Regions from separate parts of the Homo sapiens genome. Here region 2 is linked to region 1. The links are chromatin loops, found by intact Hi-C in ENCODE. Cell type or tissue: endothelial cell of umbilical vein. All regions are shown on one strand. Each heading gives the region's core, and the rest is flanking DNA. Links, peaks and the distances in the headings are about the cores only. Region 1 has its middle 27 kb from the start of LINC00368. Region 2 overlaps LOC105370372 (a long non-coding RNA gene).

What was found. Peaks named below come from ENCODE experiments on the same cell type or tissue, not always from the same donor. Only the 100,000 strongest peaks of a DNase experiment are listed, where the experiment ranks them.
Region 2: a loop joins it to region 1, with 7 times the contacts of the local background. A loop is called at or near these places in 3 of 110 quality-filtered maps.

What each region holds. Positions count from the first base shown.
Region 1 is chr13:111,060,542-111,076,584 of GRCh38, forward strand. No RefSeq gene overlaps it. Among named protein-coding and RNA genes, the nearest start is that of LINC00368, 27 kb to the right of the region's middle. RefSeq lists enhancers at 3,508-4,038, 6,740-6,799. In endothelial cell of umbilical vein, for the core only: a CTCF peak has its summit at 7,397 (motif pointing right); a DNase peak (open chromatin) is centred at 7,330; H3K4me3 peaks cover 609 bases.
Region 2 is chr13:112,436,703-112,452,745 of GRCh38, forward strand. The region is part of intron 2 of LOC105370372 (a long non-coding RNA gene); the gene reads right to left. Among named protein-coding and RNA genes, the nearest start is that of SPACA7, 68 kb to the left of the region's middle. In endothelial cell of umbilical vein, for the core only: a CTCF peak has its summit at 7,464; a DNase peak (open chromatin) is centred at 7,429.

The DNA of each region.
Region 1 (16,043 bases), core at 6,444-8,943:
AGCCACATCTATCCACATATATAATAAACTCCTGAAATATTACATTGAGTGGGGGGAAACCATTGTAGAATTACATACACAGTGTGACATCATTTATTTGAAAAAATTTTAATGTAAAAAATACTGTATATCAGTGGTTGGCAAACTACTGCCTGAGGGCCAGTGCCTATTTGTGTAAATAAAGTTTTATTGAAACATAGCTGCACATGATCATTTGTTTCTATATTGTCTGTGGCTGCTTTCACACACAGCGGCAGAGTTGAGTTATGACAGAGGCCACGTGCCTACAAAGCTTAAAATATTCATGATCTGATCCTTCACAGAAAAAACTTGCTGACTCCTGTTGTATATTATTTATGGATATATATACACATACATACACACGTGTGCTATCAAACATAAAAGCAAACATTTGCTTGGGGTTAATACACCCAGACTTCAGAATAGTAGCTGTGTCTGGGAGACAGGACGGGAAGAAAATTGGGATCAGAGAAGGGCACTTTAAGGGGCTTCAGCTGTGTGAAGTGTTTTTTTATTTAAAGGAATATCTTAAGTAAACATGGTAAAATATTGATTTGCTTAGATGGGTAACGAGTACACAGTTATTCTTTATGTCCTGTGTACTTTCCAGTGTTTTAAAAATACTTTATAATAGCGAGTATTGAGAGGGAAAAAGATGAATGTGGTTGATCCAAGGGCCTGATGAGGCCCAGTGTCCGCGCTGTGTCTTAGTGGCCAAATCAGGGTGCAGCATGCATGTCCACTGGGCGGTGTTTGTGGAGAAAGAGGGAGGAAGTCCCTCCTTAAAGGAAGAATATACCTTTTTGTGTTTGGGGGAATTTTTTTGCATGTGAATGTACTAATATAACTTAAATATGAAAAAGAATGACTAGGAACGTAGCACTTAATCTCCTCTTGGCCACATGTTATTTTCAGACTTGTCACACCATCTCTGGGTGCTGGCCATCACCAGCCACAATAACACCATGTGGCTGTGTCACTCAGTCAGTCAATGGGCATCTGTCAAGTGTCTGCATATCCAGGCTTGCATGCTGCTCCACCCTTGATTTATGGAAAAATGCATCACAAATCTCATCTCAGAGAACACAGTCATGAAGCAAGAACGTGTCATGCAGACTTGGAAACCCTGTTCCCATTTGCTAGGAATGCCGAAGTTCTAATGCAAGTGAGGAAGTCTATATCCCAGCTTGTGTGCGGGTCCCTGGATTCTGCTGCTGGTCGTGCGGGGCCTGACTCAGAGGTGAAGGCCATGGTGTGAGTGCTCTGGGAACACAGCTCACCCCTCAGAGAAGCCAGGTGGGCTCTTAAATTAGAAAGGCTGGCTGGGTTCATCCTCACCCTGGAACCAAATAAAAGTGGCAGCATTCACTCACTATCCCCAGCCTGCAAGTGGCTGCCCTAGTCTTCCGGTCACTTTGGCACAGAGCTTGCCCCTGTAAGGCACCTCCTTGAACTGCATTGACCCCACAGGCCTACCATACCTGCACTTGTGAGGTTGGGTCACGACTAGTCTGTACCCCACGGTTTAGAGCAGGCGGCGGTCACGGCTCCATCTCTCCCCAAAGTTTAGAGTAGGTGGTGGTCACTACTCCTTCTCTCCCCGAGGTTTAGAGTAGGCTGTGGTCACTGCTCCCTTTCTCCTGGGCTTTAGGGCAGGCGGAGGTCATGCTCCATCTCTTCCCGGGGCTTAGAGCAGGCAGTGGTCACTGTTCCATCTCTCCCCAAGGTTTAGAGTGGGTGGCAGTCATGGCTTCATCTGTCCCCAGGGTTTAGAGCAGGTGGTGGTCACTGCTCCATCTCTCCCCAAGGTTTAGAGCGGGCGGCAATCATGGCTTCATCTCTCTCTGGGGTTAAGAGCAGGTGGTGAACACTGCTCCATCTCTTCCTGGGGCTTAGGGCAGGCAGCGGTCACAGCTCCGTCTCTCCCTGGGGTTTACAGCAGATGGTGGTCACTGCTCCACTCCTCCCCAGGGTTTAGAGCAGGCAGCGGTGGTCACCACCTGGTGGTCCATCTCTCCTCGTTGGTAGGACTTTGCAGGCTGTGGGCTGCCTGTTGTCTGGTTCAGCAGAAGTGTACAAGCATCACTGTTGAGGGTGAAGCTCCGCCCCATCTCTGCTCACTCTCTTTTCCTAAAGATCAAGTTGCCCTACTTTTATTTCTAATTGAGTCAGTTAGAAAACCAACTTGTTTTTCTAGTTGCCTAGATGACCAAGTAGGGTACCTAAGAAGCGAATCTGTAAGTAATAAGCATCTAAAGTTGTGCTTTATAGATGATCTTCAGAGTGACCTGTTTATTACTCTAAATGATGAATCAGATACCAGTCTCCACTGTAGAAACATCCTTCCTATCCTAAACAAAATGGAACTCCTGACTATATTCCTGGTCTTCTACCCAATTGGGGATGTAATTCAAGTGTGTCAGGCCTCTGAGCCCACGCTAAGCCATCATATCCCCTGTGACCTACATGTATACATTCACATGGCCTGAAGCACCTGAAAAACCACAAAAGAAGTGAAAATAGCCAGTTTATGCCTTAACTGATGACATTCCACCATTGTGATTTGTTCCTGCCCCACCCTAACTGATCAATTGACCATGTGACATTCCTTCTCCTGGACAATGAGTCTTAAGAGCTCCCCCACCGAGCACCTTGTGACCCCCACCCTTGCCCACAAGAGAAAAACCTCCTTTAACTGTAAATTTTCCACTACCTACCCAAATCCTGTAAAACTGCCCCTCCCCATCTCCCTTTGCTGACTCCTTTTTCAGACTCAGTCAGCCTGCACCCAGGTGATTAAAAAGCTTTATTGCTCACACAAAGCCTGTTTGGTGGTCTCTTCACACAGATGCACATAACAAAGTGTGGGTGATGCGAACAATGTTTATGTAATCAACTTTTGGTTAAATCCCTTCCTTAAAGATTTGAATCTTGGTCTAGAACATCACTCTGGAATGTCATATTTATTGTATCATGTAAATGTCCAATTTAACATCCTATAACCCCACGGCATATTGGGTACACGTGCGGCACAAGTTACCTTATACTCTGAACAAGAAATGGGTCAGGAAGAATACGAGCCTTGTCCTTGCAGATTTTCTCAATTATTCGTCATCTATAATGCATATGTGTAGGGAAACTGGCAGGATGTAGAAATGAATAAAAAGAGGAAACATCTTTTTTCCTTGCTTTATATGACCAGCAATCAGTGCCACTGATGTAGCAAGTGCCATGTAAACATCAGTTATTTTATTCATGTCAATGATCCTGTGTGCTAGAAATTACCTCATTTTATTTATGGGGTGACAGAGGCTCAGAGAGATTAAATAACATGCTGGAGTCTTACATCTTGCAGGCAGCAGAGCCAGGATTTAAACTCACCCAGAGCCTGTGCTTTTCCCTGTGTGCCACGAAGCCCACACACAGCAGTCCACTCTCCTCCAGGTCCCTCACTGCATCTTCCATTCTTCTGGGCAAGGCCTGAGAGCAGAGGCCCTGAAGCCCAGGGCCCAGGCCCCTCAGGGAAGCTTCTGGTGTAAAGCAAAAATAAAATGCTAAGCCCCCTAACCATCTGAATGAACCCCTCTTCTTGGAATGCCAAGGGCATTCCAAAGTTAATCTGAAAAACGAGTTCAGGCTATGATGGGAAGCAGGGGTTGGACATGCCTCAATATACCTTCCGCCCTTTTGGAATTCAGGCACAGCTGACCAGCATTAACATCAACACAGACTTTAAGTCTGATAAGAAGCATTTACAATCTATTCTCTGTGAAGCCTGCTACCTGGAGGCTTCATCTGCATGACAAAACCTGGCTCTCCACAATCCCTTATTATAACCCAGACACTCCCTTCTATTGATTCCAGGTCTTTAGATAAAAACTCTTTCAACCAATTGCCAATCAGAAATTCTTTGAGTCTACCTGTGACCTGGAAGCCCCTGCTTCAAGTTGTCCCACCTTTCCTGACCCAACGAATGTACACCTTACCTGTATTGATTGATGTCTTAAGTCCCCCTAAAATGTATAAAACCAAGGTGTAGCCTGACTACCTTGGGCACATGTTCTCCTGACCTCCTGAGGTTGTGTCACAAGTCATTGGTCCCTCATATTTGGTCAGAATAAACCTCTTCAAATGTTTTACAGAGCTTGACGCTTTTCGTCCACACTATGCAAAGAGAACAAGACAGGGATGGGAGATTTTGGTTCCACTTGGTGGCCAAGGCTCCTGGTTTCTAACCACATGCAGGACCAAGCTGGCACGGCCTGTCACAGCACCCACATCCCTACTGCCTTCTGGAAGCTGCTCCTTTTCCTTCAGGGCTAAGCAGGGACCCAGACCCCTTCCTTCACTGTCCTGGAGGCTCCAGCACCTGGTCACATTTCTGCTCTCAGCCTTGAAATGTGGAGGGCTCATCTCATCTTCTCAGAAAGTAAAACATGTGGCAGCCTCAGTGAGCCCATACAGTTTTCTTCAGGGCAGCCCACATGGCACCTGGCATGGTCTCCTCTCCCTCAAAGCAGGAAAGAGACCTTCTCATGGGTAAGAGAAGGCCCATGGTGGAAACACAAAGGCAGCCATCTGGCTGAGAAGGAAAAAACACTGATTCTTCCAGATGAGTCTGCAGTGGCGGAAAACAAAGCTGGGGTGGCTTCCCCACTGCAGTGCTTAGTTCTCGGGGGGATCTGCTGCTCATTGATTTCTAACATTGCCTTCCAGTTACATCATGGAAAACAGGAAGAAAGAGGAAAAAATAGGAAAGGAAGAACAAAATGCACTGAAGCAAGAGCAGGAAGAAAGGGTAGAATGAAGCATTTAAACAGAGAGGAAGAGAAAAATAGCAATCACAGAAAGAACCAGGGAGTTTATAAAACAGGCTGCATGAAAATCATTTATCAAAACACTGTCCAGGAATTTTTGTTAAAAATAAACATAAAACAATTAGCTAGTCACAAAAAGACAAGTACTGTGGAACTCCACTCATTGTTAGTCAGTGGCGAGGCAGACATGAGCAGGGCAGGAGAGGGCCCACCCCACCAGGAACCTCTGGAGACCATCAGGTGATACTCAGGCAGTGGTTAAACTGGTTCTCTAAAATAGTAATTGGTTGCAGCTGTGCCAGGGAAAGGCGGGCTCCCAATAGCTGGAAAACACCTGAAACTGATCAGCAGCTTTCTATAAGATCTCAGGAGTGGGGCGAGGTGGCTTAGGCCTGTGCACTAAGAGGTAAAATGTAGTTTAACTGGTGTGTGACCTTCCTCCAGGAACACGAGACAGGTAAGGGCAAAATACTTCAGGTGAGCATGTGCACAACTTCAGTAATACAGCGCGCACGCGGCCCCGCCCAAGCGCTGGCCGGTCACTGCGCATGCGGACAGCCCACCCCAAGGAAAGGTCAAGGAAGGGGAAATGGAAACCCTGAACCATGCCCATGTATAAAACCCAAAGTGGGGGGTTGTACCCTGCACTTGGATCTCTCAAGTCGCCTACTTCACCCTCTCCCAAGTGTACTTTACTTCCCTTAATTCCTGCTCTAAAGCTTTTTAATAAACTCTCAGTCCTGCTCTAAAACTCGCCTTGGCCTCTCACTCTGCACTATGCACCTCGGCCGAATTCTTTCCTCTGAGGAGGCAAGAATCGAGTTGCTGCAGACCCTACGGATTCCCTGCTGCTAACAGTATTAGTCCCTGGACTAATCAAATTCAGACACACAAAGTGGAATGGTGGATGCCAGGGGCTGGGGAGGGCAATGGGGAGTGAGTGCTTATTTAAGGGGGACAGAGTTCGGTCTTGCAAGATGAAGATGTTCTATTGATTGTGAAAAATGTGAATGCACCTAAATGCCTAAAAATGGTTAAAATGGTAATCGTTATGTGTATTTTGCCACAATTTAAAAACATAAAAAATAAGAATGTCTGAGTAAATAAACGTATAACGCGTTCTTTAAGTCCACTGACAGCGGCGTGGCCTTGGCCTCTGTGCTCATCTTTCCAGGACAGAGCCCCGTTTGGTGTTTCTGGTTCTGTGCTGCGTAGAGAACTTGGCACCCTGGTCCTATGCACAGAAGAGGAGCTTTCCGAAGGCTCCGGGAGAGAACGCTGGGGAGTCAAGGCCAGTCCGAGCACAGCAGCTGGGGCCAGATTGGAGACAGGGACTTTTTTATTCGAGAGAAAGCGAACGTAGTATCTAAGCGGAAGAGCCCTTGCAGGCGCGGGAAGGGAGGCCGCGCTTCCCCGGGCCTGCGGGGTCAGAGGAGGAGCTTCTGCGGGAGCTTAAAGGGGCCCCACAGCCCCCTGCACCCCTTCCACGAGCTCTGGGGAAGGCGTTCCTCGTGGGAGACCTGTCTCCCACGTTGTTGCCGGTTAAGAAGTCAGAGCTAGGGGACAGGCCGGGTGCGGTGGCTCACGCCTGTAATCCCAGCACTTTGGGAGGCCGAGGCGGGCGGATCACGAGGTCAGGAGATCAAGACTATCTTGGCTAACACTGTGAAATCCCGTCTCTACTAAAAATACAAAAAATTAGCCGGGCGTGGTGGCACGCGCCTGTAGTCCCAGCTACTCCGGAGGCTGAAGCAGGAGAATTGCGTGAACCCGGGAGGCAGAGCTTGCAGTGAGCAGAGATCGCGTCACTGCACTCCAGCCTGGCGACAGAGCGAGTCTCCGTCTCAAAAAAAAAAAAAAAAAAAAAAAAAAAAAAAAAAAAAAGGAGAGAGGAAAAAAGCAAACTGTGCCTTTAAACCAGGGCGACCTTCATTCCCACAAGAAGGACTCCGCCTTGGTCCCCTTGGGTGAAAGCTGCCGCTGCTGAGCGCCTCTGCGGCCCGGTGAGATCGGGGTTCACAGGCTGACCCAGCGTTAGGAGGTGCCGGGCTGATCACGACCGCCAGAGCTGCTGAGGTCGGAGCCCCGACCCTGGGAACGCAGCACGGAGCCTGGCCGCGGGCCGTGAACAAAGCGGTGTGCAGGGGACCCAGGTTCACAGCGCAGGTGCGCGGCTCCCCGGCGGCTCTGCCGTCCTAGCTCACGCGGTCCCGGGGCAGCTGCTTTGCGCCGAGCCCCAGAGACGTGGCGGCGGGTCCCGACTGCGCTGCCGCCCGTGAGAGGCACCGGACCTGCCCTCCAGGGCGGGGAAAGGGAGGACTCTGATCCCATGAGAACCCAGACAGTTCCATGTCCAAGGAGGCACCCGGAATGTTCTGAAACAAACCTGCGATTATGACAGCTCCGTATCATGTACTAGACGAAATTCTTACAGCTCCAACCTCTTTTTTTACATTTTCTATTAAATTTTAATACCGGTTTCTCGCGCCTATGAGCAAAAAGACAAGTGTTAAAGCTAGCAATCGTTTGTGCAATTTCATCGATTGGTTCCACCGCTGCACTTGCTGCTGGTGACCAATAGGGGGTGTTAATTGTTAATTATAATCAATATTCTGCCCACTGACAACAGCAAATCCTAAAAGCTCAAGTTTCAACTCAATTCTTAAAACGAAGATTTAACTAGCTCCTTGAATCTTATAGGACTTTTATCACTCTCAGTGCTTCCAGTTACAGGTTCTAGTCTCAAAACTAGTTGACCTAAATGTCTTCAAATAAACTTTAAAGGATATGGATGGAGTTTTAAGCCAACTTTTAACTGAAAGTATAGCATATATATAGAAAAGCTCACAAATCATAAATGTTCAGCTGGATATACATTTTTTACAAAGGCTCACACATCCATGGGGCCAGGCCTCGGGTCAGACATAGAATCTCACCAGGGGACTCCCTCACACACTTCCCAGCCCTTATCCCACCTCAGAGAATAGCCATCTTCCGACTTGTTCCAGTGTAGATGACCCTTGCCTGTTCTAAGCTTTATATAAATGAGTTATATAATGTATCTGGATTCTTTTGCTCAGTGTTTGCTCGTGAGACTGTCCCTATTCTGAGTGCAGCCATATTATGGGGGTGTAATGTGTGCGTACTGCCCTGCAATGCAGTACTCCCCTTTATGCACACACCACGAGGGGCATCTCCAAACAGCCGCTCCCAAGCATCGGGGCTGCTTTGGGCTTGGGGCAGTGATGAACGATGCTGTTATAAACCTTCTTGTGCATGTCTTTAGGCACACATATACGCATTTCTGATTGGCATATATTTAGGAGTAGAATTGCTGGGCCATAGAGTGTGCACATACTAAACTCAGAAGATGCTGCCAAACAGGTTTCCAAAACGGTTGTACGAATTTACACTCCCACGGGCTGCATATGAGAGCTCCGTTGCTCACATTTGCTATCATAAATGTATTTTTATTGCATGGAATTATTATAGTACTTGATGTATAGCTTTTCCAGGGTTTTCCAAAGAGTATAATCTTAGCCAGATACTAGCAAAAGAGTAATTAAGATGTAAGAACTATGTAAATTGTAAGCACTCAGAATATGTATTTACCACGCAGGATTCTCACAGATATCTTAAGATGCTGTTCAAATTAGGGAGGTCTATTCTTGATGCATGGAAGGTGTTGTGGATGAAATTCTTTTGCTTTATTTCTGCACAGAGTAATCTCATAGTAAGTTTAAATTACTGCAGGGATTTATCCCCAAGTCCTAACTGAGTGTCAATGTTGGGATGACAAAGACGGTCTAACCTTACACATCTGAACCAAGTCCTCATTTTCTCAGAGCCCAACAGGAGGCTGAACCCAGCGTCCCTGTCATGTCTCACCCTCTCAGAGGTGGCCTATGTAGTACCCACTCCAACATTGTTTCAGTTCTGCCCTCAAATGAAGCCAGAAGGTGATGGAGCTGTGGGAGGGGAGAGTGTAAGGTTGACAGTGTCTAAGCAAGCAGGACTTGACACAGATGACGAGGCTGTCTTTTCTATTCAGGTTCAGCTCATGAGCACTGGAGAGTTATAGAAACTTCTAGAATCAGCAGAATAGTTAAATTCACTCTCCTTTAATGCAAATGAAGAATGTCTTTCCTGGACTTCAGGAGTCACACTTCTCTTATGCCAGCTTCCTCTGAGAATTCCAGATATTCTCTGAGTAGAGGTGAATCTTCTGCCGGGTCTTCTGAAAGAGACCCCACCTCTCATCATGGGCTGCTCCTGACCTCTGCCCCCTGTGATAAATGAGCCAATTAACACTAAACTGGAGATTCCTCAGGGGTTTTAGGCTGGTTTTCCCAAGCCAAGTGTTACTCCTCAAATGTTCTCCATTCATCTTGTAGAAAGGGCCATGTTTGCAGGATTCCCAGCTCGCACGCAGTGGGTGATTGGTGGCTGTGGACAGAGCTTCAGGCCTGCAAAGATCTGATCGAGCAGAGCCAGGTTCTAGCAGGTGCTACCTAAATGAGTTGATTAGAGCACGCTTTCTGGAACCAAAATAAAAAATGAATTGTTCCTATTGTTTTAAAGTTAGTTGTAATGAAGAATTCATTTAATTTTGTTGTGGTAAAATATCCATAATCTGAAATTTACCGCTTAACCATTCTTAGGTGCACAGTTCAGTGGCATTAAGTGCATTTACATTGTTTCTTGTGCAACCATCACTATACTGTCTTCCTTCTCCAGAACTTTTTCTTCTTCCCAGACTAAAACCCTGTCCTCATTCAACACTGACTCCCCCTCCCCCATCTCCCCAACTCCTGGCAGCCCCCATTCTACTTTCTGTCTCTGTGACTTTGAGTCCTCTATGGACCTCATCTGTCTGGAGTCATACAGTATTTGTCCTTTTGTGGCTGGTGTATTTCACTTAGCGTAACATCCTCAAGTTTCATCTGTGCTATGGCACATGTCAGAGCATCTTTGCTTGTTGAGGATGGATAACACCCCATTGTTATCCATGGGGTGGATGACATGAAGGGCCCACATTTTGTTTATTCATTCCTCTGTTGGTGGACATGGGTGGCTTCCACCTCTTGGCTATTTTGAATAATGCTCCTAGGAACATGGGTGTACTGATCTTTTTGAGTCTGCTTTCAGTTTTCTTGGGCATTTAGCCAACAGCAGAATTGCTGAATCCTATGATAATTCTAGGTTTAATTTTTTCAGGAGCTGCTATACTATCTTCCACAGTGGTGAAAAATTCTCCTTGTGTCACTGGGACCTTTCCTTTGCCATGGCTTGTGTACATTCTCAAGTAGCTTTCAGAGTTATTTCAAAAGAAGTCGGGACCAGCGATGCCAGCATGGCTGAGCTTTTCACAAGTTTTACACCTAGAAATGGGTGGTACAGCAAGGTCCAAGGCAAAAAGATGGCTCCTCTGACCTCTAGGACACCCCACACCCCACTCTTTGATCCAGAGGTGTTGGAGCCTGTGAGGAAGGATGAGGTGGCAAGGTGAGAATTGAAAAGCGTGATAGCAGAGATGGGGAGTTCTGCAGAGGTGAACAAAGAATTCAGGAGATTCTGCAGAGGCAAAGAAAGAATCAGCAAACATGAAGATAGGGCCATAGGAGTGACCAAAAGCAAGGCACAAACAGGAACAGGGATTTTTAAAACAAGCACACAAAAAACCCAGAGCATGTAAGAGCTTTGGGAAATTATCGGACATGCTAACAGATGTGTAACTGGAATCCCAGAAGAAAAGAAAATCAGCAGAAGAAATATTTGAAGATATTGGGGGAACCTGCTCCCCATATTTCAACATAGGTTCTTTTTATTTCCCATAAGTGTCAGCCGGCTGAGAAATAAAGAGAAAGAGTACAAAGAGAGGAATTTTACAGCTGGGCCGCCAGGGGGTGACATCACATGTTGGTAGGACCGTGATGCCTGCCTGAGTCTCAGACCAGCAAGTTTTTATTTAGGGTTTCAAAAGGGGAGGAGGTGTAAAACAGAGAGTAGGTACAAAGATCACATGCTTCAAAGGGCAAAAAGCAGAACAAAGATCACATGCTTCTGAGGGAACAGGACAAAAGGCAAAACAGAACTACTGATAAGGATCTATGTTCAGCTGTGCACGTATTGTCTTGATAAACATCTTAAACAACAGAAAACAGGGTTCAAGAGCAGAGAACCAGTCTGACCACAAATTTACCAGGGTGGAGTTTTTCCCCACCCTAATAAGCCTGAGGGTACTGCAGGAGACCAGGGCGTATTTCAGTCCTTATCTCAACTGCATAAGACAGACACTCTCAGAGCGGCCGTTTATAGACCTCCCCCAGGAATGCATTCCTTTCCCAGGGTATTAATATTAATATTCCTGGCGAGGAAAAGAATTTAGCGGTATCTTCCCTACTTGCATGTCTGTTTATAGGCTCTCTGCAAGAAGAAAAATATGGCTCTTTTTGCCCAACCCCGCAGGCAGTCAGACCTTATGGTTGTCTTCCCTTGTTCCCTAAAAATCACTGTTATTCTGTTCTTTTTCAACGTGCACTGATTTCATATTGTTTAAACACACATGTTTTACAATCAATTTGTACAGTTAACACAATTATCACAGTGGTTCTGAGGTGACATACATCCTCAGCTTATGAAGAAAACAGGATTAAGAGATTAAAAGACAGGTATAAGAAATTATAAAAGTATTATTTGGGAACTGATAAATGCCCATATTAAAATGAAATCTTCACAATTTATGTTCCTCTGCCATGGCTCCAGCCGGTCCCTCTGTTCGGGATCCCTGACTTCCCACAACATGAAGAGTTAATGTCCAAGAATATTTAAAATTCATGGAAGACACCAAACCACAATCCAGAGAACACCCAGGAGGACAACCACTGCTAATAATACTAATAACCACAACAATAATAAACACTGGCTAGACCAAGCATAGTACAACTGCTGCTGGAAAAACAGAGAAAACAGGCACTGCAAACAGAGGAACAAAAAGAAAATCACAAACTTTGAATTAGAAACCATCCAAGACAGAAGATAATACAGCGACATTTTAAAGTATTTAAAACAACATGCCTTTAAAGCTAGAATTCTATTTCAGCAAAAATAATCTTTCAAAAATGAAAGGCAAATAGGAGACTTCAACTTCTGACCAAGATGAACTAACAAGAGCAAGATTAACCATCCCATGAGGAAAAAAAACCCAAAAGGAAAAACCAAAACATATGAAACATTTTCAAGATAGTGAGCATCAGGCAAGAAGGCCAGGGACCCAGAGAAATGGGCAACCAGAATTCGAAGCAAAGCAAACCCTAGAGATGTGAAGAGGGCCACACTTCCAAGCACATGTGGAACATTTTAAAAAACAATTCTGCAGTGTGGTGGCTCACGCCTGTAATCCCAGTACTTTGGGAGGCTGAGGCAGGTGAATCATGAGGTCAGGAGTTTGAAACCAGCCTGGCCAACATGGTGAAACCCCGTCTCTACTAAAAATAAAAAAAAATTAGCTAGGCATAGTGGCAGGTGCCTGTAATCCCAGTTATTCAGGAGGCTGAGGCAGGAGAATCACTTGAACCCAGGAGGTGGAGGTTGCAGTGAGCCAAGATTGTGCTACTGTACTCCATCCAGTTGACAGAGTGAGACTCCGTCTCAAAAAAAAAAAAAAAAAAAAAACCATTCTCCACTGGGCCATAAAGGAAGTCTCAGCAAATTCCAATGACTAATATCATACAGACCACATTCTCTGTCCACAATTCAATTAAGTTAGAATTTTTTAAAAAAAGAGATGTATTTTGAAACTGAAACACAATATAGAAGAACTCTTGAGTTGAATTAACAATCATCATGAAAATTTAAGAATATTTAGAACTTACTGTGTATGCATTCCTAAAAAATATAGCTTAATTTTGCCTAAAGAAACTTGCCTAATTTTATATAAATGTAATCATATTGAACTTATTATGTCTTGCTTATTTTGGCCAACATGTTTATAAAGTTTATCCACTTTGTTGCACATAGTTGTCTTTGTTTATTTCAATCAATTATCAAGTCAGGATTCTGATTACTTCTGAGACAGGAAGAAAGGAATTGTGATAGGAGCAGCACATGCGGGCTTATTTTGGGCTAAATTTCTATGGCTTTGGTAAATAAAAGGATTATTTGCCAGATTGATGATTAGATTGAAAATAAATCTAATTGCATTTAGGTGTCCTGACCACATTTTATTCAAGAGATTCACAGTGAAGTCTTTGCAATGTATACAATCATAATATAATGGAAAGGTACATATTTAAAGAACTTCCATTGTAAATTTCTGCAGTGACAGGTCCTTACTGGAAACTAGTAATCACCTCCTTATTTCTGCAATTTAAGAATCTAGAAGTCATGCAAGTTTGCTTGTACTTGTGGCCACTGTAGAGTCTTTTTTGTCTCTTTTTACTGTTTTTGACTTAAAGTCTGTTTTATCTGATTTATATATAGCTATTCCTTCTCACTCTTAGTCTCTGTTTGCATGAAATATCTTTCCATCTCTTTATTTTCAGTCCATGTGTATCTTTACAGGTGAGATGAGTTTCTTGTAGGCAGCATATGGTTGGGTCATTTAAAAAAAATCTATTCAGCCAATCTGTATCTTTTAATTGAAAAGTTTAATTTGCTTACATTCAAGGTTATTTTTGATACCTGAGAGCTTATTCCTGTCATTTTATAATTGATTACTGGCTGTTGTGGATACCTTTTGTTCCTTTCCTTCTCTTTTATTTTTTATTATTATTGTTTGCTGGTTTTCTGTAGTGGTAACATTTGAATCCTTTTGTTCCTTATGTATTTTCTCTACCAGTGGGTTTTATACTTTTGTGTGTTTTCATGATGGTAGATATCGTCCTTTCACTTCCAGGTTTAGGACTTCCTTAAGCATTTTTTTTATGGCTAGTCTAGTGATAATGAATTCTCTCAGTGTTTGCTTGTCAGAGAAAGACTTTATTTTTCCTCCATTTATGAAAGAGAACTTTGCTGAATCTAGTATCCTTGGTTGCCAAGTTTTTTTTTTCTTTTGGCACTTTGAATATATCATCCCATTCTCTCCTGGCCTATAAGGTTTCTGCTGAGAAATCTGCTGTTAGTCTAATGGGAATTCACTTATAAGTGACTAGACACTTTTGCTGTTTTCAGATTTCTCTCTTTGTCTTTGACTTTCACCCTGACCATAATGTGCTGTGGAGCAGACCTTTTTGAATTGTATCTATTTGGAGATCTCTGAGCTTCCTGTATCTGGATGTCTAAATCTTTGGCTAGATTTGGGAAGTTATCAGCTATTATTTTGTTAAATAGATTATCTTTCTGTTTCACTTCCTCTTTGCCTTCTGGAACACTGAAAATTCAAATATTTGGTCACTTTATAGTGTCCCATATGTCATATAGGCTTTATCCATTCTTTTTTTTTTCTTTTTGTATGACTGGGTTATTTCAAAAACTTATCTTCAAGTTCTGAAATTCTTCTGCTTGATCTAGTTTATGTTGATGCTTTCAAATGTATTTTGTATTTCATTCAATAAAGTCTTCAGTTCCAGTTTTATTTTTGTGTGTTGTTGTTATTTGTTTGTTTAGAGACAGGGTTTCGCCCTGTTGCCCAGGATGGAGTGCGGTGGTGTGATCATGGCTCATTGTAACCTTGTACTCCTGGGCTCTAGCAAGCCTCTTGCCTCACCTTCCCGAGTAGCTAGGGCTACAGGCATACATCATCATGACTGGCTAATTTTTTTTTGTTTTATGTAGAGACAAGATCTTGCTATGTTGCCCAGGCTGATCTTGAACTCCTGGCCTCAAGCCATCCTCCTGCCTTGTCCTCACAAAGGAATGGAATTACAGGTATGAGTCATCAGGCCTGGCCCAGAATTTCTGTTTGTTTGGTTTTTTTTTTTAATAATGTATATTTCTTTGATAAATTTTTCATTCATATCCTGAATTGTTTTTCTGATTTCTTTGTATTATTTATCTATGTTCTCTTATATCTCACTGAGCTTCTTTAATATCATTATTGTGAATTCTCTCTCCAGGATTTCATATATTTCTTTTTATTGAAATATGTTGCTGGAGAATTATTGTGTTCTTTGAAGGTGTCATATTTCCTTGCTTTTTCATGTTTCTCGTGTCCTTATGTTGACATCTGCACATCTGGTATAACAGTCACTTCTTCCAATTTTTTGAATTTGCTTTTGTAGGGATGGACTTTTTCCTGAAGATGTATTTATGGTTTGTTGAGTAGGCTGGGATAGGAAGTTTGGTTTTGATTCTGAGTACGTGCAGTAGTGAAGTCTCTGTATGGTTTCTTCAGCTGTAAACAGTGTCATTGGTGTCTCTGATTTCTTCAGTGGCTTAGGGTGTGGTTGTTAGTGGATGCTATGGTTAAGTTTTATTGGGGATGGAGATGCCAGGTTGGCCAGTCCTTGGGACCCAGTGGTGATAGTGATGGACCAAGTGTGTCTGTCCTTGGGCTTGGGTTGTGCATGCTGGCACTATTGTTAGCAGGTCCAGGTGGGCTGATTCTTGGTGTCCTCCAGGTGACTTGCTTGGGTGCCAGCAGTGGGAGAGGTAGGCTGGGCAGGTGGGCAGGTCTTTGGACCCCTTGGCAGTGAGCGTGGTGTTGGTGATGGCAGTAGCAGTGGTGGGACAACCCTCTGGCTCCCAAGTGGTCTGTGCTGCTATTGGCAGTGGCTGAGACAGGAGGGGTGGTTCAGTCCCCAGGCCTTCATGTGGTACATGCAAGAAGGGGTGGTAGTATGTGGTGGTGGTAGTGGGAGTTTGGGTGGGTCCATCCTCAGGCCCTGGGAAGAGTGCTCAGGTGGCAGTGATGGTGAATGGAGCAGGGCGATCCCCAGGCCCCAGCACAGTGTTCTCAGGCACTATCGGAGAGTGGAGCTGGTATCTGCCCTCAGGCCCCCCGGTGGTGCATGTGGGCACTGGCTGTGGTAGGCAGGGACAGGGTGCTCCCCAATCCCCCTGCAGGATGCTAGTGTGGGGTTCGCAGCAGCTGCATTATGGCCCTGCTGCTGGGGAGGGCAGGGTTGCTTTCAGTGGCAGCAGCCCTTGACAAGCAGCTGGGCGTGCGGGCTTCAGCCCCAGGTGTGAGTGAGGTTGTGAGTGGGGAGTCTGTCCTCCTGGTGCTTGTAAATGCACAACAGCCCCGCTACTGGGGGTGGTGGAGTC
Region 2 (16,043 bases), core at 6,393-8,892, 1.4 Mb after region 1:
AGAAGTGACCCCCACATGTACTAGGATGGGCATTCCAGGAAGAAAGTGTCCCAAAGGTGCCAGGGCAGGGGTGGGTGAGTGTCGGGGGGGCTCTGCCACCGAGGGTGGGAATTGTGGCCAGAGTGGTCCCCTATTATATGTTATGGGTGGGAGAAAATGGTGAAACATATTAATGTATGCTGTATGATTTCAGTTTTTTGAAATTTTTTGAGACTTGATTTAGGGCCAAACATACAGCCAATTTTGGTAAAAATTCCATTTGGAGCTTGGGAGGATGGTGTATTCTGCAGTTTTGGGGGGTGGGATCCCACAGAGTCAATCGGGTCAAGTTTGTTAATTGTGTGGTTAAAATATCTCCTTACTCATTCCTCTTTGGTCATCCAGTATCAAAAGAGGTGTAAAAGATCCCCACTGTGAATGCAAGGCATTTATTTCTTTGGTTCTATTTTGTTTTGTATGTTTCAAAGCTATGTTGCTAGGGTCCTACAGACTAAATTGTCTTTCTGGTGGATTTAAGCCTCTATTGTTATGAAATGTTCCTCTTTATCTGTAGTATTTCTTCTTGCCTTATATTCATTTTGTCTGATATTAACATAGCCACGCTAACTTTCTCTTGGTAAATGTTTGCATGGTATATCATTTTCCATCCTATAATGTTATATTATATATATATATATATATATAGTAATATATAGGAGTACACTTTTAGAAATCCAGTCCTTTTGTCTTTTAATTGGAATATTTCATCCTTTTCCATGAAATATAAGCAGTGCTAGAGCTGGGTTTGTATCTATGAAGCAACTATTTATTTTCTATTTGTCTCACATGCCTCATTTTTTTCTTCTTTCACTTTATTTGGATTAAGCAAGTATTTTTTTAATTCCATTTTCCCCTCTATTAGAACATTATGTATTTTAATATTGTTTTAAAGGTTATATTAGAGACAACAATATATATCCTTGACTTACTATCACCTAAAATTAATACTTTTACCACTTCCTTTTCTCTTCTTTCACTTTATTTAGATTGAGCAAGTTTTTTTTTCATTCAATTTCCCCCTCTATTAGATCATGGATTACGTATTTTTAATATTATTTTAAAGGTTATATTATAGACTACTACAGTATGCATCTTGGACTTCCTATAACCTAAAATTAGCACTTTTACCATTTCCTAATAATGCAAGAATAGAAGAATACTTAACTCCACTTACCATTTTTTGCATTATTTTTGTCACAGATTTTAATTCTACATATATTTTAAATGCTTCAAAATATTATACTTAGTTCTATGCAGTTAATATTTGTTTCAGATTTATCCACATATTTACTCCTTTATTTGTTCTTCATTCTGTTGTGCATTTTTAATGCTTCTGGCTAGCAGTACATTCCTGCCAACTAACTCCTTTTAGTATTTTAGTGTAGCCCTACTGGGAAAATCCTCAGTTTTTATTCGTCTGAAAATATCTTTACCTTCATGTTTTGAAGAATGTTTTCACTAGATGTAGGCTCTAGATTACCAGGTACTTTCTTTTCCATTGTCTTTTGACCTCCATCATTTCTCCTGGGGAATCTACTGTCACTCTCTGTGTTATTACTGCTCCTTGGACAGTAATGTGTCTTTCTACCTCTAGCTAATGTTAATCATTTCTCTTTGCCTTTTCATTTCAGCATTTTTACAATGATGTTCCTAGCTGTGTTTTCATTGCATTTATCCTGTCTAGGGTTTATGGTGATATTTGAACCCATGGCTTATTTCTTTAGTAAGTTCTGAAAAATTCTGTCTTTTCAAATATTCTGTGCCTTTTTTCTCTCTCTCTTCTCTCCTCCAATTACGCATGTTTGATGTTTGTGCTCTGTCCCACACTTTTCTTATACTCTTTTTATTTTTCATTCTTTGTTCTCTTTTATTTCAATCTGAATATTTTCTCCTGACCTACATCCAGACCACTAAATCTCTCTTTAGCTTTGGATAATCATTTAATCATCATATTAAATTAATATTTTATTTTAATTAATTAAAAATTAAAATAATTAATTAAATTTTAATTACTACGTCTTTTAATCCTGGAATTTCCATTTGGTTCTATGGATTCCACTTATCTGTGATGTTCACCATTGTCTCATCTGTTTTATGGATATATTAATCATAGTTATGCCTAATCTGTATTTGATAACTCCAATATCTGTATTATCCAGAAGTCTGTTTCTATTGCCTGGATTATTGATATGATTGGTACTTTTTGATGGAATGCTGGACATCGTGTGATGAAAAACTAGAAACTCTGAAAGACATCTAGCTCTGGTAGCCAGTTAGAGTGAGGACAGATCATCTTAATTAAGTTGTTTTAATACTAGATTTGTCTTTGTAACACCTGGTCTATTTCTAGTTTTCCTTGTTCCTATGGGAATTCCAATTTAGAGCTCTGAGAATTTACCAGGGCCCTTCAAATGCGACTTTTATTTTTTACACTAGGAGACTGCTTGAAAACTCTTTAGCTCCTCAGCCTCTCTGCTACCACTTTCTGCTGACCTTCTCCCCAGCAGCACAGCTGAGGACTTAGGGAATGCTTTAGGGGGACAAGCAGATTGGCTAGTTGGACTCACTACACTGAACAGGCGTTCTTTCTGGGATCTTAGCACCTGAAGCCCTGGCTGTGTAAGAAGCCCTTAACTCACATTTTTTCTTCCCAGCCCTGGGAGATTACTGAAAGCCTCCTAGCAACTGCTTTCTGCTGTGCTGCTCAACCTGTCTGTGATGCATAAGAATTAGCAAATGCCTCAAGGGGGTGATGAGCTCAGAATATAAAACTCACATCCACAAATTTCCTTCTCTCTTAATCTTGACCACTCAAGTTCTGCCCATTTTGGGAGTTTTTCAATATACACATCTGCATTTTATCCAGGTTTTCCCATTGTTTTCAGTGAGGATGTGGCTGCTACTTATCCCAGAACCACATTTTAGAATCTTTAATCTAGAAACAGAGTTAATCAGCTACATCCTGACATCTACAAGGAAGACAGGATTTTGCCACAAAGAGGAAAAAACAGAGCTTCTGTACTTGGGGTCAGGGAGGGAACAGATCAAAACCACCTCAGAGGAAGGGGTGTGTGTGAGCAGTGGGGAGCACTGCAACATTAGGGAGCTCAGAGATGGCTCCAGAAACTAGAGGTGGCAGCCGTGCCACCTCCTGTGAGTCAGGGCAGGACCAACCAAGAGCCTAACACCAACGGCAACACCCAGCCACTTCCCAAACTCTGTACAGTTTTAGGATTGAATGTTAATTTGTTGCAGACAGACTGAGAGGGCTCTGAGAATTGCATTCTATCACCAATATCATCAATGGCTAAGAGCACGTGCACCAGGAACAACAAGACCAGGGTAATGGAAGAACACAGGTAGCAGGGTCAGGACCAGGGCAAGGCTGGTCCCCAAACCACCTTGACAAAGTGCTTTGCAGAAAGACACTACTCGATACATCCACAGTGAGTGTGTGTGTGTGTGTGTGTGTGTGAGAGAGAGAGAGAGAGAGACAGAGAGAGAGAGAAAGATTTGCTGACTAAGGGCTCTATCAATGAGGAGGAATTGGAACTTCACACTAGAATCAAGTTACACTTGTATGTTATCTGGAACATCTCTTGCACATTTATAGCGTAAGTCACCTATTAGTGAACTACGTATAGTTCCTTCTGCAGTTTGAGTTTCTCAACCAGCTGGTCTGTTGTTAAATTCACAAACCCTCTCTCCCCATCTTGCATCAGGGCCTGGTCACCTCTGGTGATCTGGGGTAAACTGGTGCCTGAACAAGATTGAGAGCCACACCCCAGACTCTTAGATTTCCAAAACATAAACCATGACGAAGTGCTGACCCACGGTGGTGCAGCTGGCCTTTTGCCCAAGATCCTCCCAGTTCCTCACTCTGATTCCAGAGGAGGTTGCCTCTGTCCCTATGTGCCAACAGCTGTGTCCAGATGAACAGATTCCAACCCTGGGTCCTCTGAGAACCACAGTTCAGAGGCCAAGGGACCCAAAGCTTCCCCCAGCCCTGCAGTGACCACAGACAAGCAGCAGGAGAACCTGGAACAGTGCACAGTTGAGACAGTCACTTACAGGGAGCGTCGAGATGCCGTGCTCAGAGACAAATGACTGCAGACAGGGCATCTGCTTGCCCTCCCTGAGATTTTAACTGAATACGTGTCAGGACACCATTCCACCATTCTTTTTTTTTTTTTTTTTTTTTGAGATGGAGTCTTGCTCTGTCACCCAGGCTGGAGTGCAGGGGCACGATCTCGGCTCACTGCAACCTTCGCCTCCCAGGTTAGAGCGATTCTCCTGCCTCAGCCTCCCAGGTAGCTGGGATTACAGGCACGCATCACCACGCCCGGCTGATTTTTGTATTTTTAGTAGAGACCAGGTTTCCCCATGTTGGCCAGGCTGGTCTCAAACTCCTGACCTCAGGTGATCCACCCACCTCGGCCTCCCAAAGTGCTGGGGTTACAGGTGTGAGCCGCCGCGCCTGGCCCCCATTCGTTTATTCACAAAAGCACACGCCCGTCTGCTGTTAAACCAACTCCAGGAGTTTCACCACCTTTCAGAAGATGCTACTTTTGAGTAGTGTCTACACAGCAAGAGCCATAGAGGATCCAGCCACTGTCTGCGGCTTTCCTACAGAGAAGAGGGACGGACCGCCACGACCCCCCCCGTCCCCAACTTGCCTGTGTCTTCACTGCTGAATCAGCTGAGCCCAAGTCCTCGGCGGCTGGAACAGACCCTTCCAAAACCGCGCAGGCCCAAGCCCCACGCCCCAGTGCCAGCGTCCTTGCGTGGCTTTGGCTCCAAGGACTTCTGCTATCGATGTTTGGCGCCCTCCTCACCTTTATTCCAAGTGTGAGTTTCCCTTTTCTGGAGTTTATGCTGTTTGGTGAACTGCGCTTTCTAGACACAGCTCTCCAGAGATGAACCTGATTTCCATTGGAAAGCATGGCCTCTTTCCCCTGAGGACCGTGGGCCAGGAGGCCTCTGCTATTCCTGGTCTCTCTGAAAACAGCCTGTGGTCCTTTTCCTTGGGCATTGGGATGGTTTCTGCTCTGGCATGGTCCTCCGTCTCCTTGTGCCCCAGCCAAAGGAAATGGTCCCAGGCAGTCCCATGGCCTGACGCACCTCTGCCCAAGGAGACGCTGCTCACACGCTGGCTGGACACACCCCATGGGAAACATGCACGTTCAGGCACACTTGAGGTCATCTGTGCCGAGGCCGCTCCCTGCCCGAACCCCCCCACCCGTTGTGCTCTCCACGACTGGCGCCTTTGCTGCTGTGCACAGAAGCCCTACCGTGTGCACTGCCGTAGCACAGCCCAGACCTGCCACTCACAACATGGCAAGGCCAGCACCCCAGCGCCCCACATAACCACCTACAGTGGGCCTCAGGTGTGATGCAGCCACACTGCCGTGCAGGCAGACCCAGCTGGATTTCACAGCTGTGCTTGAGGGCAGAGGTCGGCAAAGATTCTCCATCAAGGGCGGGATGAAAAGCATTTGAGGCTTCACAGGCTCTCTGGTCCCTGTGGCAACTCAACCTCCGGATTATAGCACAAAAGCACTAGAGGCCGGGTGCGGTGGTTCACCTGAGGCCAGGAGTTCAAGACCAGCCTGGCCAACATGGTGAAACCCTGTCTCTATTAAAAATATTTTTTAAAAAAAAATTAGCCAGGCGTGGTGGCGGGAACCTGTAATCCCAGCTACTCGGGAGGCTGAGGCAGGAGAACCACTGGAGCCTGGGAGGCCGAGGTTGCAATGAGCTGAGATCACGCCACTGCACTCCAGCCTGGGTGACAGAGGAAGACTCTATCTCAAAAAAAAAAAAAAAAAGCCAGCAGAGGGGATCCATGAACCACGGGCTTGGCTGTGTCCCAGGAAGCTTTATTTACAAACCTAGGTGGGAGCTGCACCCACGGGAGCTTTCTCAGCAGGAGGAGAAGCCCGCCCTGCAGTCCCTCCCTGCACGGGGACCACGGTGGGCTCCTGAGCACTTCCAGTAGGTGCGACTGCAGAACTGAACTCTTCATTTTATCTGGATGAGTTTAAATGTAAACGATCTGTGTGACTGGTGACTCCCACGCTGCCCCGCGCAGCTCTGGGAGCACAAACCTCAGGACGGGTCTCTGCAGGCCCCACCTCTCCCATGAGCCCCACCTCCACGTGTGCCCGGGGCGGGTCTCCCAGCAGCACCACCTCCTCCACCCCCGAAGCTGCTTCTTAGACCAAAGGCTTGCTCCTTGCAAAAGACTGAACAGCTGCATCGTTTCCTAGGTAAGAGGCTGCATACGAAGCTTTAGAAGGCTAAACGTGGCTGGCCCGGGAAACACTGTGTTAAAAAGATGGGACTTTTTAAGAGGCCACATAGACTTGAAAAATATTTGTAATAAAATGTTTTCCAGCTAAAGATCCCACACGATGTTTTTCAACCCAGAAAGCACTCTTACTCCTTGATCCTGAATCACTGATAGAAGAGCTTTGTAAAAGGTGATTCCGACGGCCCTACCAAGCAGATGGCCGGCAGACAGCCCCGAAACACCAGGAATCCGTCCCCGGGGCTGGGTGGAGCAGGCAGGGCTGGCCGGGAGTGAGCAACCAGGTGCTGCCAATTTCACCCTGGCCACCCCTGTCCCAGGCAACGCAGGCTCCAGGAAGGGAGTTCCAGGGTTCAAGTCTCAAAGTCAGGGGCAAGATCTTTCAGCTCGTGGGGTGGTGGTGAGGGCTGACTTAGACGTCGAAAACAGTAGGTCTGAGGAAGTGAAGGAGGTAGTTAATAATAAGAACAACGGACCCCTCCGCCACTTCTGGGGGCTGACCCAGAGCCACACGTCTCATCCACCCGAAGGCGACGGCACCAGGCAGTGAGGACACACGACCGCCACCCTGTGGTCATCACGCACCCTCCAGCCCCAAGGGCAGCCCCACGCCTGCAGTGGTGAGGGGCTCCAGGAGACAGAAGCTGTGGGACCACCCACACACGCACACACACATCACACAGAGGGGGAGATTTTCAGGAACTGGTCGGGAACCTGAGAGAGTCGACACTGCCGTTCAAGTGCAGAGCTCTCTGCAGGCAGGATTCCCTCTTCTGTGGGGACCCCAGTCTTTTTCTTAAGACGTTCCGCAGAGTGGATGAGGCCCACCCACACCACAGCCAGACGACTTTTCTCAAAGTCCCCTGAATTAACATTAATTTCATAGAAAAAGTTGTTCACAGCCGCGTCCCAGGGGCGTCTGTCCAGATATCTGGGTGCCATGGCCCAGCCAGGTTGACATGAGGATTGACCATCACCTCACCCTCCCATCCTCACCCCGCTAAACACAGGGGGATTGGCGGAGAAGCCAGGATCTGTCAGTGGACAGAGCCCAGGCTGAGCCCAGAAGCTGCAGCGCCTGGGCCGGGACCTCAAGCCCTGTCCTGCACTGCCTCTCTATGGCGGGTCCGGGAATAGCAGCCTCCTTCGTCCGGGAAGTTCAGGCTCAGCTGTGCACACCTGACAGGAGGCCGCAGGGTGGCCGAGAGCCCATCCCAGACCCATGACCCCACAGCAAAGCCCTTCATGCTGCCTTGCCCCACACAGGCCCCCGTGACCTTTCCTCCCCGGCAGATGGGGCCACAGAGGAGACCCCGAAAAGATAGCCCCCCAACAGTCCCCCATTACCAAGGCCCTGTGGCTGCACCAGAGGCCATGAGAGTGGGGGCGGTGGGCAGAGCAGACTGTGAAAGGGCTTGGGAGACATGGGGCTTGGGGGTTTTGGGTGGGGGTAAAGACTGGGGTTTGGGGTCAAGCGGGGGTCTGGGACCGTGCCTCACCACGGGATCTGTGTACACAGCGATGCACCCAGCGTACGCGGGCCCTTCCCTCTGAGCCCTCGGCCCCTCATCTGCAGGATGGGTGAGCCCTGGAGAAGCGGGCAGAAGCAGAGGAGGCAGCGAACGCAGAGCATGTGGCCTGTGACTGAGCCTAGAAAGTCCGCTCGGCAACAGAGGCTGCAATCCAGAAAGCCCCCTCGGTGACAGAGGCTACAATCTAGAAAGCTCGCTCAGCGACAGAGGCTACCACCTAGAAAGCCTGCTCGGCGACAGACACTACAATCTAGACAGCCCATTTGGCGACAGTGGCTACAACCCAGACAGCCCGCTCAGCAACAGTGTCTATGATCTAGAAAGCTCCCTCGGCAACAGCAGCTGTCATCTAGAAAGCCCGCTCAGCGACAGAGGCCACAATCTAGAAAGCCTCCTCAGCGACAGCGGCTGCGACCCAGAAAGCCCTCTCAGTGACAGTGGCTATGATCGCTCGCAACTCTGGCCCCTGGCTCTGTTGGTCAAGCCTGCCACAGCCCGGAAGCCTCTGCAGCCTCCCTGTTGCTGCTGAAAAGGACGCTGGTTGGAGAAGGACCCAAGGAAGCACCGACAGATTGGGACCGGCTCGGGGCTGACTAGCCGGGAGGCTGAGAGGCTGGTGCCCAGGCTGCCCCTTGACCCTGCTGCACCAGCGCCGCCTCTGCGTTTGGTCCTGTCTCAAAGACCGAGGGGAACAACAGAGCAGGGTGGGGGTGAGGAGACTGAGGTGAACAGAGCAGGATGGGGGTGCGGAGACTGAGGTGAACGGGTGAGGAGGACTGAGGTGAACCCACCCTTGCTGGCCATTTCCGTTTCCCCACGAGGCAACATTACTTTTCAATACTGGGTAAAGGCTGTGCGACCACAGAACCACAGATGTCAGACCCCTCCCACTCTGACCAGAAAGCCCCCTTCGAGGAGCCTGAGGCTGCCCTGCCTGCGTCCGCTTCACTCGTGTCCACACTCACAGCTTCCACCCCTTGCACCCCCCATGGAGGGGGCGGCAGGCGGCCGCTCAAGGTCCGCTCCCCGTGCCCTGCCCGCCACGCCCGCCCTCCCTCCCCGGGCTCTCCCCGCCCTGGTCCCGCACAAGCTGAGCCCCTCTGCCTTCACCCTCAGGGAAGCGGGCTCCCTGTTAGGGACTTGGAGCAAGGTCGGCCCCTACTTTCCCGCTGCCCCTCAAGATTTCACAGTGAGAAGCTGGGCTGGGGACCCGCAGGTGTTCACAGAGGCTCACTGTCACTGTCTCAACGCTGGGGTCTGTTCTGTTTAGACTCACCTCGATCCTGTACCTGGACACAGTAGGGTTCATGGTCTTTTGCTGAACTAAGCTGAGCTGGATTCCAGCCCTCCAAGGAGCCTGTGATGGGAGGGGCTGGTCTCTCCCTTGGCGAGGAGTAGGGAGGAGCCAATGGGCACAGAATGGAGACACACCCCACTCAGGTCCAGTGGTCAGAGGTGGGGCAGGGGGCCCAGTGGTCAGAGTGACGAAGGTGCTGTGTCCTGGGGAGGCTCAGCCCCTGCCAGCATCCCACCCCCTCCAGGCAGCAGCTTCCCGGCGTTCCTGGATCCCCTCTTGCCTTTAACTCCCACCTGCACGATCCAGTTCTCCCACACTCCATGCGTGTTCCTACTGAACGCCGACGGGGACAATTGCAGAAAGCCCAGGAGCCTTTAGGTTGGGTTTGCCTGCTCTTTTCTGACACCCAAGGGCTACAATAACATTTGCTTTTGAGGGAAGCTGCCATTTTTAATCAGCTGAACAGTGACCCAGCACAACAGGCTGAGTACTGCAAAGAAAAGTTTAACAGAATAAATGTGGGGACAGGCACAGAGTCCGACAAGAGTGGCCACCATGCAGGAGGCAGGTGTGTCTGGGGCAGATGGGGGAGGCTCCGCAGCGAGCCCAGGAAGCCCAGTCCTCAGCGGTGGATGGGGCTTCCGTGGCCAATACAACCCGTGTGGCTGGATTACAAAGAAGGGTGTCTAGAAGCCGCACTGCCTCTCCCAGGCACCTCTGAGCTGGTCCCAGGAGGGGCTGCTGTGAGTTAAGGAGAACAGCAGTCAGCTGGGACTGAGAGTTACGTCCAACGAGAAACGGGGGAGTCCAGGGTGTTTCTCATGTACTGAGACAGCAAAGGACCCACAGGGTGTGTGTGCACAAGCAACTGCAGCTGCCACGAGGGCCAGGCTTGTTCTGCTGGTCCAAGGAATCCAGTGGCCACAGGAAGACATTTCAGCCCCATGCAGTGCCCAGCACAGGGAGCACCGCCTCTGCAGGGGCCGGGCTCAAGGCCACACCCAAGGCCCATGTCCAGCACTCCCCAATGACCAGCACTCCCCGGACACCCCCAAGGCCCATGGCCAGCACTCCCCAGCCACCCTGCCTCCCCTCCCCGCAGACACACAGCCCCTGGGACCCTACTCCAGCACTCCCCAGCCACCCTGCCTTCCCTCCCCGCAGACACACTGGGCCCCCACTCCAGCCAGTAACTCCACCACAGCCTCCAGGGGCAGGTCAGTCCCGTCTGCCGCCTCCACCCATCCAAACCGCCCTGGTGACCGCGCAGCAGTCTCCATGCCGCAAACCCAGACACGGGCTGCGTTGTTTCCCAAAGTCCAGGGTGGTCGGCAGCCGTAAATGAGCCCAGCCACCCCTTCCCCTGGGATCTACTTCCCCGGTAATCCTCTCCCCTTGAGCACGGACTGAACTCGTGGAATATGGAAACATGATGGAATATTGCTTCCAACCTCAGGCCACAAAACAACTGTGGCTTCCATTTCAGGGCCTCTCATGCTTTCTCTCTCTCTTATGTACTCCAAGGCAGGCAGCTGTCAGGCCATGGCTTCCCTCTGGAAAGCCCAGGTGACAAGGAACCTGGCCACAGTCAGTGGGAGCCCACTGTGGAAGTGGATCCTTCTCCTGCTGAGCCTTCTGATGAGACCTGGGCCTGGCCACAGCTTGCTGTCCTCAGGAGAAGCCCTGGGCAGGAGGTGCCCAGCTACAGGCCCTGGATTCCCGACCCCATAAACTGTGCCATAATGTGTGCTTTAAGCCATTGCATTTGGGATAACTTGTTATTCAAAAGTAGACAAAGGGCCGTAGATCTTCCTGAGCCCATGAAGAAAGCTCACTAATGAGGGCTCACTGAGTCTGGAGCAGCTTGTGTCCTGCCATTCCAGCAGCAGCAACGTGCGCAGGAGGAGGGTGGGGCCCCCGAGGGGCTCTCCTGCTCCCACACCCCTCCCCACTGGACGTGGCTATCCATGGACGCCAGGTGAAAATCCACATCACAGCAGCCTTGAAGGAGACATGCGGCTCCAGGGGGCTGAGGAGCAGGAGTGGGGATGATCAAATCAGATTCGAGAGCATCTCATCGCCCCTAATGGGGCCGCCCTCTCTCCATCCCGGACCCCTGCCTGACCGCCCCCTGGGAGCAGAGTGCTCAGCCACGATGGCCACACCCTAGGAGCAGAGTGCTCAGCCCCGCCCCCGCTGCACTGTGGCCAAGAGTTTGCAGGTGATTTGTAAACAACAGTAAGGTATGAACTAAGAATGTGAACCAGTCAGGGTTTGAGGCAGAGAAGGGAAGCCACTCCAGGTGTCTTCAGCAGGAAAGGAGGTAATGCTGGTGTCTCTGAAAGTGACTGGAAAGTTGAAGCAAGTTCTCACTTGGCTGTGGCTCCCAGAAACTACTTGCAGGACAATGTAAAGCCCACCCATCATGGGGGCCGCCATTCCTGGGGCTGCCATTGACCATGGATTCACCTGAGCCAGCTGGGGACCAGGAGCAGAAGCCGGGAGCCCGCGGGGTCACGGCTGCCATCCGCTGCCATCCAACTGCGTCTGGGGTTTGAAGAACGGACATCACGCAGAAATACTCACATCTCAACAACGGTGCTTTCCAGCAAACATGGCACAATGGCAACAAGATGCGCTCCTCTTCCGCCTGTCTTTTGGATTGCCTTTGGGTGCCTCTCGTTGGTGGACTCTGCCCAGCTGCCAAGCATCTTGGAAATGAGTTGTTTTGTTCTCTGTCTTCTCCAACCACAGGGAGAATGGAAGGAAGGTTGAATAAGCCAACCCCGTGCATGCCCCACAGAATGTAGAATTTAAACAGCTGGACGGCTTCAAGACAGTTCTGCCCATAGCCTGGATGTGCTTCTTCATGATGAAGACGACTTTGGAACTCCAGCCCAGAGACCCCAGGGACGTGGCGGCAACACATGGGCACCATGCTTCCAGGGGCGAGGCCTCTCCCACCACTGGCTTACCCACAGCACAGCTCAGCTGGGTCTGCCAGCTGCCACCGATTCACCACTGGAAGGCAATTCTCTGCGGGTGGCACATTTTCCATACACCCCATGTAGCGAGACACTGGCCTCCCCTTTGTTCAGGCCTACCTGTTCAAGGACGCCTGAAAGCAAATACAGCCCTGGAAGGCAAAGGCAGTGCCTTCCTCTGTGGCAGAAGACTCAGGGGTGCTCTCCTATGACCCTGACTCATGGTGTGTGCGGCAGCACTGGTCCCTTCACGGGGCTGAGTAGACATGGGGTCCTGCGGGTTCACAGCCACTGTCACTGCTGTAACAAGCTGTCCTCCCTCCCTGACCTCAGAGCCCCATATCTCCTCCCAGCACCCATGAAGCTGGGCAGGTTAGGTTACAGGTAGGGTGACATTCCAGAGCTGCCTCAGTCCTCAACACCCCGAAAGGGTCATCTTGAATGACAGGCAGTGGTCACAGCCCGGCATAGAGACCAGGAGAACGACTCTCCCTCTTGACCCAAGTCAGGAGCATCCGGCCGCCCACAGAGAGGGAGACTGGGCTCCTTTCAGGCTCCAGGAGCCCGTCCTGCTCCTGAAGCTCATGGTTCAAACCTTGTTTCCTGCTTTGTAAACACTTAGGAGTCATTGATTTAAAAGTGTCCAGACCCCAAAATGCCACACGTCTTTTTGTTTAACTCATAAAAAAATACTGACTATAAATGAGTCCAGACTCGTGTCTTGATGTTCAAAGCCTCCCACATTCTGTCCCAACCCGCCTTTGCCACCACCAGGGTCTCCTTCAGTACTGGGGGCGTGTCTCATCCTCCCATCTCCACACGTCACTGTTCCTGAGACTGTCTTTCTCGTTCCTTCCACCGGGCCAGCCCCAACCAGGGTAGACCCAGCCTCCGGCCCCTAGGAACCCCTGCTCGGAGCCTCCGTCACATTTTGCAGTGCCGTCACTGTGCACACATCGTCATCGCAACTGCACACACCTCCCAGCTCTCCCAGCGACCGTGCACACTTCATCATCACAACCGCACACACCTCCCAGCTCTCCCAGCCACCGTGCACACTTCATCACAACCGCACACACCTCCCAGCTCTCCCAGCCACCGTGCACACTTCATCATCACAACCGCACACACCTCCCAGCTCTCCCAGCCACCGTGCACACTTCATCATCACAACCGCACACACCTCCCAGCTCTCCCAGCCACCGTGCACACTTCATCATCACAACCGCACACACCTCCCAGCTCTCCCAGCCACCGTGCACACTTCATCATCACAACCGCACACACCTCCCAGCTCTCCCAGCCACCGTGCACACTTCATCATCACAACCGCACACACCTCCCAGCTCTCCCAGCCACCGTGCACGCTTCGTCATTGCAACCGCACACACTTCTCAGCTCTCCCAGCAGCCTCAGGTCCCTCACAGCAGGCTGGGGTTTCTTCATCCTGCACCCCTGCAAGTCCAGGACAGGGGCCCGGATTTGAAGCGTGGATAGTCCTGTGACCTTTGGATAAGTTACTAAATGTTTACAAACCTCAGGGTGTTCAAATGTGTACAAATAAAATTATGAAAATGAAAATGTGTAAATTGAACAATCGATATTTGTTGCTTTGTTGATGAAGGATGGCTGGCTTCCACAAATGCAACCCCAGGCAGTTCTTCAGGAAAGGCGGCCATCTGGAAGGTGCATTCGCCTTTCTGCCGTCTGCAGGCTTGGCCTCTAGCCGGGCGTCCAGCCTGCCTAGCCTTCCACAGCCCTCACTGAACACATCTTCTCCAAAAGTGCAAATCCAACGAGCTTGAGCTAATCACAGTGCTTTAGAGAAGGGACCTGTCTTCTTCCAGCTCCTCAATGGACTTCGATTCTGCTAACAGGAGCCTTGTTTTTGCAAGATAGGTCCAGTCTCGAGCCTTTCCGCTCCACAGGGCTCGGTCCCTGAACGCTGCCCAGGGCCTCCCCACACGGAGATTTCTCTTTCCTTTCACCAACACCAGAAAGATCAACCATAGCAGATTTTTTCATCTGAAAGGATTTTTTTAAAGTAACTATTTAAAAATGGTGTTTCCTTTGGCCATCTGTATTCTAAATGGTGGCTCCTCCCGCCAGAGGCCTCTGTGAGAACTGAACTGTAGACGCAGAGGGGCAGGGAGGAGGTCAAACGCAGTTTCCAGCGCCCGGGGCCGCCTAACTCTGCCTTTCTGCATTAACACTTGACGAGCATATTGACATACTAGGCTTTGCGATCCTCTTTCTATTTTTAAACGCTTGATTTATGCCTTTCAGTTGGATCTTATTCAACTAAAAATGTACTGTGTGTTCAGCTGAAAAAGAGTAAACATTTTCCATGGCTATGGCAATATGTTTGCATAGACCTCAATTACAAAATTAACAGGGCAGATTTGGTTGTCTTTGTTGAGCCGAAGAGATTACAATGAAAACCTCTAATGAAAGGAGACATGAGAAATAAGACCTAAAGACAATACTAAACAAGAACGGCTCGTTTATTCACTAAATTTGATTTACTAGACAGCTGTGTTGCTTCCATTTTAGAATTCAACAAGTAAGAATGTCATTTCTAAATGGCAGCAAAACCCGAAATCCCGGGTTAGAGCCGAGGGTGTGTGGGTCAGGGGGTGGACAGGGATGGGCGGAGGGCGTGGGGAGAGATGGTGACGGCGCGGAGCCTCCCTGGGCCGATTGGCACGATCCGCGCTCCGGAGTCACCTGCGCGCCAGCTGATGACACAGTGTGAATCTCCTCCAAGGTGTGACTCCATGTCCCGGGACTGGCGGAGGCAGAAGGTGGGAGGTGGGGACTGGCTGTGCCCAGCCTGGAGGGAAGAGGTGCTCGGGCCTGGGCTGGCGGGGCTGCCTCAGGGGCTGAGTGACCAGCAGAGCCCTCAGACCTGTGCCACGCTGCCCTGGAACGGGGACAGGTGACCCAAAGCCAGGCACAGAAGGGCGGGTGTCACTTTCTTCCCCTGGCCCGAAAGGCCCCTGCCCGCCTGGAGAGCATCAGGAGGCTGGCAGGGGACTGGTGCCATGGACAGGCCCTGGCTGACGATGGAGGTGGGCACGTCGGCCCACAGAGGCTCTCCTTGGCCTACACTCAGTTGGCTCCTGAGCCCTTTCTAATGAGGCCTGACCTGGGGCTTCCCGCTCTGTCCTCGTGAGGGGGAGCCGCTCCACTGGGTGAAAATACCGGCACATCAGCGTCATGGGAGCCCTGCCGGCCATCAGCCGTGGTCCTATCAAATCTGTCGGAGCCCCTCACCCTGATGCTTCCTGTTCACGGTGTTCCATCCCTGGCCCTTCCTCGTCCACGGTTACACGTCCTGTCCCCTCCCTCCCCATCCTCACGGCGGTAGGAGCTGAGTCCACTCTCCCCATCCCACGGCCCTGCTGCTGCCATCCTGAAACCTATCACCAGGGCCCCCGGAATGGAGCCAGCCTGGCCACCTCCAACACGCGTTTGGTGAGATTTTTTGTTTGTTCTTCAGCGTGATGTACAGAGAAGAGGGTGGGAGGATGTGGCCACAGGGCAGGAAGTGCAGGGTGACACCCAAGGGCTGACAGCTGCCCCCGAGCCCCTAGCCCCTCGCCTGGCCATCCCAGACCACCCCCAGACCCCATGCTGGCCACTGAGAGGCCATGCCTGGCAGGCCAGCAGCCCCCCAGAAACACCATGCAGCTACACACTGGCCGGTGAGGGCCCCACACACAGAGCCGGGAAAGCGAGCACCTGGCTGATGAGGGGCGCACACACGGAGCCGGGAGAGTGAGCGGGCAGGCGCACACTGTGTGCTGGGAAACCAGTGCCTCTCACTGCTCTCCAGTGCTGGGCACACACACTCCTGGCAGCAGACGGAAGGGCGGCTG